Linked DNA regions of Homo sapiens: region 1 is linked to region 2. A link is an interaction called in ENCODE POLR2A ChIA-PET data of the cell type or tissue named here. Cell type or tissue: endothelial cell of umbilical vein. All regions are shown on one strand. Links, peaks and the distances in the headings refer to the core of each region. The heading gives the core; the rest is flanking DNA. Region 1 overlaps ASRGL1 (asparaginase and isoaspartyl peptidase 1). Region 2 holds the start of ZBTB3 (zinc finger and BTB domain containing 3).

Region 1 (7,415 bases), core at 1,000-5,999, 390 kb before region 2:
ACAATTACTTTTGTAACTTTTTGGAAATTATATCTGCAAATTACTTCTTTTTTTTGTTTTTTGCTTTTCTTTTTTTTTTTTTTGGTTTTGTTTGTTTTTGAGACAGAGTCACACTGTGTTGCCCAGGCTGGAGTGCAGTGGCACGATCTCGGCTTACTGCAACCTCTGCCTCCCAGGTTCTAGCAGTTCTCCTCAGCCTCCTGAGTAGCTGGTATTACAGGTGTGCGCCACCACGCCTGGGTAATTTTTGTATTTTTAGTAGAGAGAGGGTTTCACCATGTTGGCCAGACTGGTCTCGAACTCCTGACCTCAGGTGATCCGCCCACCTCGGCCTCCCAAAGTGCTAGGATTATAGGTATGAGCCACCATGCCCGGCCAACTTTTTTTTTTTTTAATTTTTTTAGATTAGCTCTTTATTTTTTTATGAAAATACATTCTCATTTTTTTATACTTTGGATATAATTATATTTCACTTTTAATCCCTTAGATTATTGAAAATGAGTATAAGTCAAGATTTTGGTAGAAAAAGAATGCTATAAAGTGGAGCTCACAAAAGAAAAAATGAAAAAGAAAGTAAAAATCTTCAAAGAAGCAGGCTGCTTGCATTTTCCAACACTGGAAGCAGTAAAAGCAAGCAGTCTTCTTCCAGGGTGACCCACATAAAATTCACAAACAAGACATTACAAAGGTTTTGTTCAATTAAGATCTACTTATTAATCAAAACAATTAAAATTAGTAAGAAAATTATTCTCACCAAATCCACAGTTTGAACAAGTCAGATGAAATCATGGCAACCTCCTTCTTTACTAACGGAAGATTTAATTGCTAATCATGAAGAATCACACACAATAAAACACACACCCTGTTACAGGAATTGAGGGAAAGAGGCCGAATAAACAATTGATTTTACCGGAAACAGAAAACAATATAAAATACTGATGTAATGTTCTTGAAAGAATAATACAATGTATCCAATATTTAGCCAAGCCTAATCATTCTTTTCATGACACCGTCAGTACAGTGTGTGCAAAAAACAATGGAAATTTTCTAGGTTTCAGTAAAAGAGATTTCAAAATTTGGTAAAATGCCAAACATATAATTAAGACAAAAATAATGAAAGTAATGATCATTACCTAGGATAGAGAATTCCAACAGATTATGAGTTTAATGGAGAATAAAGTGAGACATGAAATCATTTGTAAAAATTTTTTTGTCAATAAATTTTTTGGTTTTGTGGGGTTTTGTTTTTTTGTTTTTTTGAGACAAGGTCTTACTTTGTCACCCAGGCTCGAGTGCAGTGTTACAGTCGTAGCTCACTGCAGCCTCAATCTCCCAGGCTCAAGTGATCCTCCCATCTCAGCCTCCCAAGTAGGTGGGACTACAGGCATGCACCATGCCTGGCTAATTTTATTTTTAGTAGAGACGGGGTCTTGCCATGTTGCCCAGGCTCGTCTTAAGCTCCTGAGCTCAAGGGATCTTCCCTCCTGCTTGGCCTTCCAAAGTGCTTTGGTGAGCCACCAAACCTGGCCAATTTTTTTTTTTTTTTTTTTTTTTTTGAGACAGAATCTTGTTCTGTCAACAGGCTGGAGTGCAGTGGTACAATCTCGGCTCACTGCAACCTCCGCCTCCCAGGTTCAAGAGATTCTTCTGCCTCAGCCTCCCGAGTAGCTGGGACTACAGGCGCATGCCACCATGCCCGGCTAATTTTTGTATTTTTAGTAGAGAGGGGGTTTCACCATGTTGGCCAGGCTGGTCTCAAACTCCTGACCTCGTGATCTGCCTGCCTCAGCCCCCTAAAGTACTGGGATTACAGGCGTGAGCCACTGTGCCCAGCCCAAAGTTTTTTAATAAAATAGTTACTCAGTTCAACTAGAGTGTACCGTGGTACTGATAGTACCATGAGTGGACCATTACTGCTTGAAGAAAAACAAGCCTAAATCATTCCATGTTTCATTGGCTTTATATCTCCTCCTTAAAGTGTGATTTTTGAATTAAGTGAAGAATTGAAAGAAAACTTTCTGTTTTAGACACTAATTTCAAGGATTGTTGAAGGCAAGCCTGTGATAATGGAGCAAATGTGGTTGGTAAATGAGAGATGTACAAGCAAGAAGCTTGGCTAAGAATCCAGAAGCATACTATGTGACATATACAGCCCATCATTTGAAATTTGTTTCTAGGATGCATGACCTCCACTGTGCCACTAATGGTAGTGCTTTGGAACAATAGAGGGAATAAATGCAGTGTCTTCTAGATATGCCCAAAGATGGAATATCTTGACTAAACTTATATTTCACCCTATAACAAGTCTCAGGTGCACGATGAGAATACCAACGAAATGCTGTTGAAGTAATTAAATTGAATTTAGATAAGAAGAATTCAGCAAAACCATAAAAAGTCTTCAAAGAGCAAATCATGGACTTTAACAAAAAGTGAAATTAATTTTGAACTTGTATTATTTAGTATAAATCTGATTTCTATTAATAAATTTAACAAAACTGTAACCAAAAATATATATATATTATATAAAATATATATAATATATATTATATAAAATATATAACATATATTATTTATATAATATATATTATATAAAATATATAACATATATTATTTATATAATATATATTATATAAAATATATAATATATATTATATAAAATATATATTATATATTATATAAAATATATATAATATATAATATATATTATATAAAATATATAATATATATTATATAAAATATATATTATATATTATATAAAATATATTATATGTTATATATAAAATATAATATATATTATATATATAAATTTATATATATAAATTTAAATTTTTTTTCTGGGAGTATCTACTTGCTTATCTGACATACACACACACACACACACACACACACACACATCCATATAAATATATATATGTGGCTACTTCACCTTTAAAGGATTTAATTTTTTTTTTTTTTTTTTTTTTTTTTTTTTTTTTTTTTTTTTTTTGAGACAGAGTCTTGCTGTGTCACCCAGGCTGGAGTGCAGTAGCACAATCTCGGCTTACTGCAAGCTCCGCCTCCAGGGTTCACGCCATTCTCCTGCATGCCATTCTCCTGCCTCAGCCTCCCGAGTAGCTGGGACTACAGGCGCCCGCCACCACGCCCGGCTAATTTTTTGTATTTTTAGTAGAGACGGGGTTTCACCATGTTAGCCAGGATGGTCTCAATCTCCTGACCTGATGATCTGCCCACCTCAGCCTCCCAAAGTGCTGGGATTACAGGCGTGAACCACCATGCCTGGCCGATTTAAATTTTTTTTAAGTTTATAGAAACAAAATCAAAACTGCATGTGAGATATACAACAAAAATGATGTTCCAACAAAATCCAGGGAAATTGAAACAAGGGAACAAAAATATTTACCTAGCTTGAAGAAAATTCATAGAGAGATAATCCCTAAACCAGTTTCTATAGAAACTATTTTTCAGTTCAGTATAAATCAGAGCATAGTATCATCTGAAGAGAGATTTGAACAAAATTGAATAACATTCTCCTGTTTTTGATTTTCTTCAGAATATACCAGCATCAAAACCTAAAAGAATTTATCTGCATAGACCTAGATACTGTTTAAAAGATTATAAAAAGACTATAAGTGATTGTGATTTATATGATCAAGTTAAAAATTTTAATGCACTCTGCAATCACAATTTATATATAAATCCATATAGTATTTGAGTGTGATCATGTAAAAATCAGTATTCATTTCTAAATCTAAGTACTGCTTTGAGAATTTTGTTGGTAATTCCAGTTGCTGCTGCTTCAGCAGAAGGAAGCTTCTCTAAATTAAAATTAATTAAAAACTTGCTAAAAACTATGTTGACTCAAGAAAGATTGTCTTTTTTGCCATTTTGTCAATAGAAGTCACGTTAAGTATAAGAACATCATCAGGCCGGGCTTAGTGGTTCACGCCTGTAATCCTAGCACTTTGGGAGGCCGAGGTGGGTGGATTGCCTGAGCTCAGGAGTTCACAACCAGCCTGGGCAACATGGTGAAACCACGTCTCTACTAAAAAATACAAAAAATCAGCCAGGCGTGGCAGTGTGCACCTGTAGTCCCAGCTTCTCGGGAGGCTGAGGCAGGAGAATTGCTAGAACCCAGGAGGCGGAGGTTGCAGTGAGCTGAGATCACACCACTGCACTCCAGCCTGGGTGACAGGGTAAGAGTCCGTCTCAAAAAAAAAAAAAAAAAAAATCAGTACTCGCTGGAATGAAGCCAAGAAAAAATATTTTTATGGAATAAATACATAATTTATTAAATGTGTGTGTGTGCGCGTGCATGTGTGCGTGTATGTGTGTGTGTTTGCCATTCATCTGCCATCACCAGCCGATTAACAAATGACCCTGGTATACACAATAATAACTAAGTTAAGTCGTCACTGGTAGTTTGTCAACTTTCAGTCATGTGAAAACCATAGCTTTTTAATATTTTTCTAGATAAAATAGTATGGAGGTTCCTAAAGAAATTAAAAATAGAACTACCTTATAACCCAGCAATCCCACTTCTAGGCATATACCCAAAGGAAATGAAATCACCATTTAGTAAAGATATCTGCACTTCCATGTTCATTGCAGCATTATTCAAAATAGCCAGGATATTGAAACAACTACAGTGTCTGTCCATCAATGAAGAATGGATAAAGTATAATGTATATATACAGTGGAATATAATTCCTTGGTAGGAAAAGGAGGAGATCCTGCCATTTGCAGCAACTTGATACTAAGTGAAATAAGCCAGTCACAGAAAGATACTACATGATCTCACTTAAATATGGAATCTAAAACAAAAAGAAACATTGAGGCTGGGAGTGGTGGTGGCTCACGCCTGTAATCTCAGCACTTTGGGAGGCTGAGGCGGGCAGATCACCTGAGGTCAGGAGTTCAAGACCAGCCTGGCCAACATGGCGAAACCCCGTATCTACTAAAAATATAAAAATTAGCTGGGCGTGGTGGTGGGTGCCTGTAATCCTAGCTACTTGGAAGGCTGAGGCAGTGGAATCGCTTGAACCTAGGAGGCAGAGGTTGCAGTGAGCCGAGACCACGCTGTTGCACTGCAGCCTGGGTGACAAGCAAAACTCCATCTCAAAAAAAAAAAAAAAGAAAGAAACATTGAATACATAGAAACAATGAATGGAATGGTAGTTACCAGGAGTGGGAGAAATGGGAAGGTGTAAGCCAGAGGGTACAAAATTACTGTTATGTAGCATGCGTATGTCTGGAGAAGTATAATATTAGGACTATAGCTAATAATATTGTGTACTGGAAATTTGCTAAGAGGAGATTTTAGAGGCCAGATGCAGTGGCTCATGCCTCTAATCCCAGCACTTTGGGAGGCCAAGGTGGGCAGATCACCTGAGATCAGGAGTTTGAAACCAGCCTGGCCAACATGGTGAAACCCCACTTCTACTAAATATACAAAAATTAGCTGGGCATGGTGGTGGGCGCCTGTAATCCCAGCTACTCGTGAGGCTGAGGCAGGGGAATCACTTGAACCTGGGAGGCAGAGGTTGCAGTGAGCCAAGATCACGCCACTGCACTCCAGCCTGGGCAACAGTGCAAGACTCCGTCTCAAAAACAAAAAAAAGGCTGGGTGCGGTGGCTCACACCTGTAATCCCAGCACTTTGGGAGGCCAAGACAGGCGGATCACGAGGTCAGGAGTTCAAGACCAGCCTGGCCAAGATGGTGAAACTTCATCTCTACTAAAAATACAGAAAAATTAGCTGGGTGTGGTGGCACGCACCTGTAATCTCAGCTATTTGAGAGGCTGAAGCAGAGAATTCCTTAAACCCAGGAGGCAGAGGCTGCTGTGAGCTGAGATGGCACCACTGCATTTCAGCTTGGGCGAAAGAGCAAGACTCCATCTCAAAAAAATTTAAAAAGTAGATTTTAGGTACTCTTACCACAAAAAATAAAGAAAGGTAATTGTGAGATGATAGGTATGTTATTCTAGTTGACTGTAATCATAATTTCACTATGTATATCAAAACATTCATGGCTGGGTGTGGTGGCTTATGCCTGTAATCCTAGAACTTTGGGAGGCCAAGACAGGCAGACTGCCCGAGCTCAGGAGTTGAAGACCACCCTGGGGCCAACATGGTGAAACCCCGTCTCTACTGAAAGACAAAAAATTAGCCGGGAGTGGTGGTGCATGCCCATAATCCCAGCTACTCAGGAGGCTGAGGCAGGAGAATCACTTGAACCTGGGAGATGGAAGTTGCAGTGAGCCGAGATCACACGACTGCACTCCAGCCTGCGCCACAGAGCAAGACTGTCTCAAAAAAAAAAAAAAAAGTTCACCTTATATACAGTGAAACATATATACAAGAAAAATACCGATTTTTCAAGATACATTTACCACAGTAACAGGATAGAACATACTTATAACTTCCCAATATTAAATATATGGTATGTGGGCCTCCAGTTGTATTTGTATTGTTGCCATGGCCCCTTGCAAATGTTAGAGGTGGGCCTGCCACCAGCAGGGACTGGGAGAACCCTCCTTCCTTATCTAACAGGTAAAGGGTAACACTGTTACTTTAATTTGCTCTTCCCTGACAGTGAGTTTGAGCATTTTACATTTGTTTATGGGTTTTTCCTTTTTACAAATTTGCCTAGTTTTGTCCTACACTCATTTTTTCCTTTGAATTATTTTTTCCCTTTCTTATCAGTCTCATTGTTTTTTCTTTTACTTTTTTAACATTCTTTATAGATAGATGGGATTTCTCTATGTTGCTCAGGCTGGCCTTGAGCTCCTGAGCTCAAGTGGTCCTCCTACCTCATCCTCTTGAGTAGCAGGAACTACAGGTACAAGCCACTGTACCTGGCTCTTTCTTATGAGCCTTAAGGTTATGTTCTGCTGTAAATAAAATTTAAAAACCCAAATCTGCTGTTTTTATTTTGCTTTTGCTATGGTATTTTTGCCGTATAAAAGATTTTAGGGCCAGGCACGGTGCCTCACGCCTGTAATCCCAGCAGCTTGGGAGGCTGAGGCGGGTGGATCACTTGAGCCCAGGAGTTTGAGACCAGTCTGACCAACATGGTGAAACCCCGTCTCTACTAAAAATACAAAATTAGTCGGGCATGGTGGCGCATGCCTGTAATCCCAACTACTTGGGAGGCTGAGGCGGGTGGATTACGAGGTCAGGAGATCAAGACCATCCTGGCTAACACGGTGAAACCGCATCTCTACTAAAAATGCAAAAAATTAGCCGGGCATGGTGGTAGGTACCTGTAGTCCCAGCTGCTCGGGAGGCTGAGGCAGGAGAATGGCATGAACCCGGGAGGAGGAGCTTGCAGTGAGCCGAGATCACGCCACTGCACTCCAGCCTGGGCGACAGAGTGAAACTCTGTCTCAAAAAAAAAAAAGAGAGAGATTTTAGGG
Region 2 (7,415 bases), core at 955-5,954:
GTATGGTGGCTTATTCCTGTAATCCCAGCCACCGCTGCACTCCAGCCTGGGTGACAGAGGGAGACTCTGTCTAAAAAAAAAATCAAACTAAAAAAAAAATAATAAATAAAATGAGGCTGGGTGCGGTGGTTCACACCTATAATGCCAGCACTTTGGGAGGCCGAGGCGGGGCGGATCTGAGGTCGGGAGTTCCAGACCAGCCTGACCAACATGGAGAAACCCCGTCTCTACTAAAAATACAAAAAAAATTAACCAGGCGTGGTGGCGCAGCCTGTAATTCCAGCTACTAGGGAGGCTGAGGCAGGAGAATCGCTTGAACCCAGGAGGCGGAGGTTGCAGTGAGCCGAGATTGCACTGAGCCAAGATCATGCCATTGTACTCTGGCCTGGGCAACAAGAGTGAAATTCCGTCAAAAAATAGTAATAATAACGAGGCCACAGTGGCTGTAACTGTGATAGCTACTGCTTTACATATCTTGCAGGCTGGGCATGATGGCTCATGCCTGAAATCCCAGCACTTTGGGAGGCCAAGGCAGGTGGATCGCTTGAGCCCAGGAGTTTGAGACCAGCCTGAGCAACAGCGCGAAACGTCATCTCCACAAAAGATACAAAAATTAGCCATGCGTGATAGTGCATGCCTGTAGTTCCAGCTGCTTGGGAGCTAGAGGGGTTGAGGCTGCAGTGAGTCGTGATAGTGCCACTGCACTCCAGCCTCGGAAACAGAGAGACCTTGTCTCAAAATAAATAAATAAATTAATTAATTAAAATATTGCAAATTCCTGACTGCCACCTGCAAGAAAACATGCCCTTTATGCTGGATATTGAAAGCAAATGCTTGCTTCTCAGGAGAATCTCACCAGGAACAGAACCTCTTTAGCTAAGTAGTACATGTGACCACAGTCTGATCAATACAATGGTTCCTGTGTTCCCCAGACTGTCTGGAGAGATCATCTACATCAAAATTGTCTACACATATAGACCATTTATTATGCCTTGATTTTAAGAACTGATGTTCTGAGACAACCAGGTTTTTTTTTTTCTGTTTTGTGTTTCTGTTGAAATTGAGATATTCAGACCGTAAAATCCACCCTTTTAAGGGCAACTGATTCATAAAGGCATTTTGATTTGATATTTACTCTAGGGAAGACTTTTGAAAAGGTGTTCTACCCAGCTAGAATAGCTTTTATTGTATTTATTTATATCTTGCCTTGTTTCATCAAGGAATTAAAGCAGTAACGTACTTGCATAAATAAAATTAGGAGCCATTTGAAAGATAAGCTAGAAGTTTATTTCAACACAAAGAATGTGAAAGAATGTAGAATTCATTCAGCAGAAAAATGTTAACCATCTTTTGCTTCCCATATGTCCTAGTTAAGGAGCTTTCTTTAGCCACATGGCTGCTCACCTTTCCTTCCTGTAACTCAAAAATAGTCACTTGCTGGTAAGGGTTCACAGTGCTGAATATGACACAGACTCAAAAAGAGAGAAGAATATTTACTTGTCATTTTCCCCCTTTTCTTTTTTTCTTTTTTGAGATGGAGTCTCGCACTGTCACCCAGGGTTGGAGTGCAATGGCGTGATCTCGGCTCACTGCAACCTCCGCCTCCCGGGTTCAAGCAATTCTCCTGCCTCAGCCTCCCGAGTAGCTGGGATTACAGACGCCTGCCACCACGCCCAGCTAATTTTTTGTATTTTTAGTAGAGATGGGGTTTCACTATGTTGGCCAGCCTGGTCTCCAACTCCTGACCTTGTGATCCGCCCGCCTCGGCCTCCCAAAGTGCTGGGATTACAGGCGTGAGCCACCGCGACCAGCGTATTTCTGTTTTCCTTCCTGCTTTATTTGCACTCATGTCCTTACGTACCAAGAAAAAGTTTGTAGGCAAACCTTTAGGCCCTCCTACAGCACAGGCGGGGCCAGACTCCTCACACATTCCCAGAGCTCTTTTTTGCCCCCATCCCATGATGGCACCCCAAACTCCCATTTCTTTGCTATCTCCACTGTCAGTAACCACCTGCGTGACCTTAGGTGAGTAACCTAAACCTCCCTAGACTGTTGTCGTCACACTTTTCAAGTGAGGGAGTTGGACTACATGAACTGTAAGATCCTCTCATCCTGAGTTTCTCGCTTTAGGTTTTGCAAGTACCCATCATTGCCACAGCACCTCAGACCCTCAACCTCCCACCACTAATCAGCCACTATGGGCCTTAGTGTTTCCTGCCTTCCAGTTTCTCATCTTCAAAGAAGTCAATTCATATCTACAACTTGAGGCAAAAATTTCAGATCATCAATACAGTACCTGTTCTATCAACAAAAGGTCTTTCAGTGGGGAAAGCAGAGGTAACAAGGCAACAAAGCCAAATACACAAAAGGACAGAAAAAGAAAACAACTTACAGTTCTTGGTTAACTAAGTTCAACTTTTCATTATTATTTTATAGTGACAGGCAGGCCTCACTATGTTGCCCAGGCTAATCTGTAACTCCTAGCCACAAGCGATCCTTCACCTCAGCCTCCCAAAGTGCTGGGAGAACAGGCATGAGCCACCCCAACAGCCCTTCAAACAATGTTGTTTTTTTTTTTTTTTTTGAGACAGAGTCTCACTCTTGTTGCCCAGGTTGGAATGCAATGATGCGATCTCGGCTCACTGCAACCTCCGCCTCCCAGGTTCAAGCAATTCTCCTGCCTCAACCTCCTGAGTAGCTGGGATTACAGGCACCCGCCACCAAGCCTGGATAATTTTTGTTTTCTTTTTTTTGAGGTGGAGTTTCGGTCTTGTCACCCAGGCTGAAGTGCAGTGGCGTGATCTCAGCTCACTGCAACCTCTACCTCCTGGGTTCAAATGATTCTCCTGCCTCAGCCTCCCAGGTAGCTGGGATTACAGGCGCCCACCACCACTCCTGGCTAATTTTTGTAGTTTTAGTAGAGACGGTTTCACCATGTTGGCCAGTCTGGTCTTGAACTCCTGACCTCAAGTGATCCGCCCGCATTGGCCTCCCAAAGTGCTGTAATTACAGGTGAGAGCCACCATACCTAGACAATTTTTTTTGTGTTTTTAGTAGAGATGGGGTTTCACCATGTTGGGCAGGCTGGTCACCTCGGCCTCCCAAAGTGTTGGTATTACAGGCATGAGCCACCACACCTGGAAGAAACAATGTTTTTAACCAGTATAGCAGGCAGGGTGTTTGCAGTGGCAAGCCAGGTTCAAATGCTGGCTTGCCCCTTAACTAGCCTCTGTGACCCTGAACAAGTTAACTTTGATTTCTAAGTCTCAGGTTTATGAACAACAACAAACAAAACAGGAAGTGGACCTCATACCTCCTAATGTTGTTGAGGATTAAATGAGTATTTATACGAAATGTCTGATAAAGCCCAGAAGACAGCTCGACTGCAATAATAAATCATAATTTTATAAGCTTCCTTAATTTCTATACTTCTCCTAAGTAAAGGCTACATCGCCCTCTGCCTGTCCCACTTTTTTCCTCATGAGCAGTCTGACCCCTACCCCTACCCCTACCCCAAGTACAGATGTAACATTCCAAAAAGAACTGAAGGAGAGCCGTGGCTCACGCCTGTAATCCCAGCACTTTGGGAGGCAGAGGCGGGCGGATCATGAGGTCAGGAGATCGAGACCATCCTGGCTAACACGGTGAAACCCTGTCTCTACTAAAAATACAAAAAATTAGCCGGGCTTGGTGGTGGGTGCCTGTAGTCCCAGCTACTAGGGAGGCTGAGGCAGGAGAATGGTGTGAACCAGGAAGGCGGAGCTGGCAGTGAGCCGAGATCGCGCCACTGCATTCCAGCCTGGGTGACAGAGAGACTCCGTCTCAAAAAAAAAAAAAAAAAAAAAAAAAAGAACTGCAGGAGAGGTATGAAAGCATGCAGGTTTTTAGAAGAAACCAGCCAACACCAGTTCAAAGAAATACCTTCATTGCTAGCTTTATGTTCCAGAACATACAGTGAGAAGCGATTACACCTCAGGAAAATTCCCAGTGCCCTTGGAGAGAGCTGACATAGGCTTTGCCCCATAAAGTCCTGCTTATCTGGCTGGGCAAAGAAAAGGGTAGGAGGCTGGGCATGGTGGCTCACGCCTTTAATCCCAGCACTTTTTAAGGCCAAGGTGGGCAGATCACCTGGGGTCAGGAATTTGAGACCAGCCTGGCCAACATGGTGAAACCCTGTCTCTACTAAAAATACAGGAATTAGCTGGGCGTGGTGGCGCGTTCCTGTAATCCCAGCTACTCAAGAGGCTGAGTTAAGAGAATCGCTTGAGGCCAGGCACGGTGGCTCAAGCCTGTAATCCCAGCACTTTGGGAGGCTGAGGCGGGTGGATCACGAGGTCAGGAGATCGAGACCATCCTGACTAACACGGTGAAACCCCGTCTCTACTAAAAAATACAAAAAATTAGGCGGGCGTGGTGGGCCAAGATCGCGCCACTGCACTCCAGCCTGGGGGACAGAGTGAGACTCTGTCTCAAAAAAAAAAAAAAAAAAAGGAATCGCTTGAACCTGGGAGGCAGAGGTTGCAGTGAGCTGAAATTGCGCCACTGCACTCCAGCCTCAGTGACAGAGCAAGACTCAAAAAAAAAAAGGCAGCTGGGCGCGGTGGCTCATGCCTGTAATCCCAGCACTGCGGGAGGTGGAGATGGGCGGATCACGAGGTCAGATCTGTCAGAAGATCGAGACCATCCTGGCTAACACGGTGAAACCCTGTCTCTACTAAAAATCAAAAAAAATTAGCCAGGCATGGTGATAGGCGCCTGTAGTCCCAGCTACTCGGGAGGCTGAGGCAGGAGAATGGCGTGAATCGGGGAGGCTGAGCTTGCAGTGAGCCGAGATCGCGCCACTGCACTCCAGTCTGGGTGACAGAGTGAGACTCTGTCTCAAAAAAATAAAAGATTAAAAAAAAAAAAGGGTAGGAACTTTCAGCCTGGGCAGAGCCTTTATTCTTGTCACCCAGCAGGGGTGATAAGGTGCCACCAACCTTCTGAGCTGCCATCTAAGGATGGTAAGAGCAGCCTAGCATCAGCTCATGCTCCCTTAGATGTTAGTTTTTGGGGCCAATACAAAATCTTTAGGTGGCCCTCCACCACTGCTGCTCTGTCTGTCTGCTGTTGGGGAGCCAGGGAGAGGCTGCACCCCTAGAAGGGGTCCCACTTCTGGATCTGGTTTGCTGCGTTTGGCCAGGTCCTCATTGTGAGCCTTGCGGATGTGGCGGTAGAGGTCCCCTGACTGCGTGTAGCTCCGCAGGCAGTAGCGGCACTCATAGGGTCGCTCACGTGTGTGCACCGTGGCATGTCGCCGTAGTGTGTAAGAGCATGAGAAGGTCTTCCCACATGTCTTGCAGGTGGGAACATCCTCAGTAAAAACCCCAAAGCTTCCTGGAGCTGCTTCGTACTCAGAAGACAGGTAAAGTGGCTCATGCAGGGATGCGGGTGCAGGCAGAGGTGAGGTCACCAGTCCTCGATGATACTGCCCTGCACCTGGCAGCAGATGGTAGGGTAGATGAGGGTCTGTTGGCAGGAAGTGGTCACTTGGCCCCACCTCCTCCAGTCCTGCTGCCCCTGGGTCTTCAAAAGCCTCTGGCTGGGAGGGCTGTGCCCCATACACTGCTCCTCCAGATGGGAAAGCTCTCTCAGGACCCTGAGGCTGTTCATCTGACACATCAGTCTCTTCATCAGAGATCACAATAGCTTCAACTTTCACCTGGACCAGCTCAGCTTCAGCTGGGGCTGGAGCCTGGGATGGAACTGGAGCTGAGACAGGGGCTGGGGCTGACGTTGGGGCTGAGGCTGGGGGATAGAAGCCTTGCAGTGGTCCTCCAGGATCCTTTGGTTCCACCACCCTCAGACTCTCAGGACCCACATCAAGAGATGGCAGTGGCTCCAATGAAACTGCTGAGATGCCAGAAGAGAAGTAGTTTGTAGGAATGGTCTCAGTGGAGCTACTAGGGCTGGCAAGAGAGACATCAGCCACTGGTGGATGAGGTGCCCGCAGATGTGGTGCGTCAACCTCCATGCCAGGCTGTGTAGTGTCAGCCCCACTAGACATTGGTGGCTCATCTGGAGGACGGACAGTAGGTGAGGGAGCAGCAGAGCCTTTCCATTCCCCTTTGCCCCAGTGGCCTGATGTCTCAGCAGATGCCAACGAAGGTTGGGTGCCACGGGAAGTACTAGACAAAAACTCCAAACTAGGAAGCTGTGAGTTGGTTTCCTCCTCCTTCTTGGTACTGTCTGCCTCTGCCAGGGCCCGGGCTTGAAGCCGCCGCTTACACACCTTGACGATGTCATTCATGTGCAAGTAGCTGGCAGCTGCCAGCACATCCTCCACAGGGGTATCCCCTCTCAGGGTCAGCTGGCCAGCATACATAAAGTCCAGAAGCAGCCCAAAGGCTGGGGCTGTGACAATTTCATTGTGAATACACACCAGATCCCTCTTGTCCAATTCCCGCTCCTTGTAGAAAAGCTGGAAGAATGGGCTGCAGGAGGCCAGCACAGCCCGATGGGCCAAGAACTGGGTACTACCCACCATCACGGTGCAGTCACAAAGGAAACCCTGGGACCGCTGCTCCCGGAGGCTCTGCAGCAGCTGCTGACTGTGTTCTGGGAACTCCATAGTACCCCACGAAGGAAAGGGGGCCCAAAAAAGGTCCCCACCAGTGGCTCCCTGAGAAAAAAGGGCAGTGAGTTAAGACAGGTAACCTCCCCAGCAACCTTATCAGCCCTTAACTATCACTTGCCACTCCAAAACAATCGCTTAAGTTACTGCCCTTCTTTCTCCTAGGTCACACCCAAAGCTCTCCCATTAGCTCCGCCCACCTCGGCCTAACCTTAGAACAGGCCCCACCCCCGTCCGATAAGCCCTGCCCCCGGAAGTCCCGCCCCTTAGCCACCCTCCGCTTCCTTGATGCCCACCCGGTAGCGTCCAACGGCTCCACGAAGTAGAGATCTTTTTCGCTCCCAGGCCTTGCCAGGCGATGCCTCTACGCCCCACTTCGAGAACTCCCTAAGCATCTCCCTCACGCATTCCAGGGGCTAAGGACTACCAGGGTGGGAACTAGCGGAGAAAGCTGATACCTCACCCACCACCGAGCAGCCACAGGGCGAGCTCCGCCCCTTCCCACCTTCTCAGCTTTAATTGGCTTAAGATTGCCCTCCCCTGTCACGGATTGGTCCGCTCTCCACTAACCATCCTCCCTCTAACTGCCGTCTACAATTGGGTGCTCGCCGCCATCGCTTTTGCAGTCAGGCGTTGGATTGGGTGACGCTCCTGTCCTCAACTTTTCCTCTTCGTCCCGCCTTCCTTGCCTCCGAGCCCTCAGGATTGGCTGAGCTTCTCCTTCTACCTAATCCAGCAGGCAGGAGGTACCCGGCTCCGAGTCGCTGAACGCGGCGCTCTCCTGGCGAGGCTGGAGGTCGGG

What was found. ChIA-PET counts read pairs that join two places held together with the same protein. Peaks named below come from ENCODE experiments on the same cell type or tissue, not always from the same donor. Only the 100,000 strongest peaks of a DNase experiment are listed, where the experiment ranks them.
Region 1: POLR2A ChIA-PET joins it to region 2 with 5 read pairs; 3 of 35 experiments call an interaction of 5 or more read pairs at or near these places.

Annotation. Positions count from the first base shown.
Region 1 is chr11:62,359,951-62,367,365 of GRCh38, forward strand. The region is part of intron 4 of ASRGL1 (asparaginase and isoaspartyl peptidase 1); the gene reads left to right. It overlaps LOC124902682 (a long non-coding RNA gene), which reads right to left and starts at 981. Exons shown (of 2, transcript XR_007062698.1): 1 at 755-981. In endothelial cell of umbilical vein, for the core only: no CTCF peak of the experiment used is centred there; no DNase peak of the experiment used is centred there; H3K27ac peaks cover 467 bases.
Region 2 is chr11:62,747,055-62,754,469 of GRCh38, forward strand. It overlaps ZBTB3 (zinc finger and BTB domain containing 3), which reads right to left and starts at 7,106. Exons shown (of 2, transcript NM_001370809.1): 1 at 6,910-7,106; 2 at 3,909-6,661. The coding sequence starts at 6,610. The coding sequence ends at 5,036. RefSeq lists an enhancer at 5,759-6,636. In endothelial cell of umbilical vein, for the core only: no CTCF peak of the experiment used is centred there; no DNase peak of the experiment used is centred there.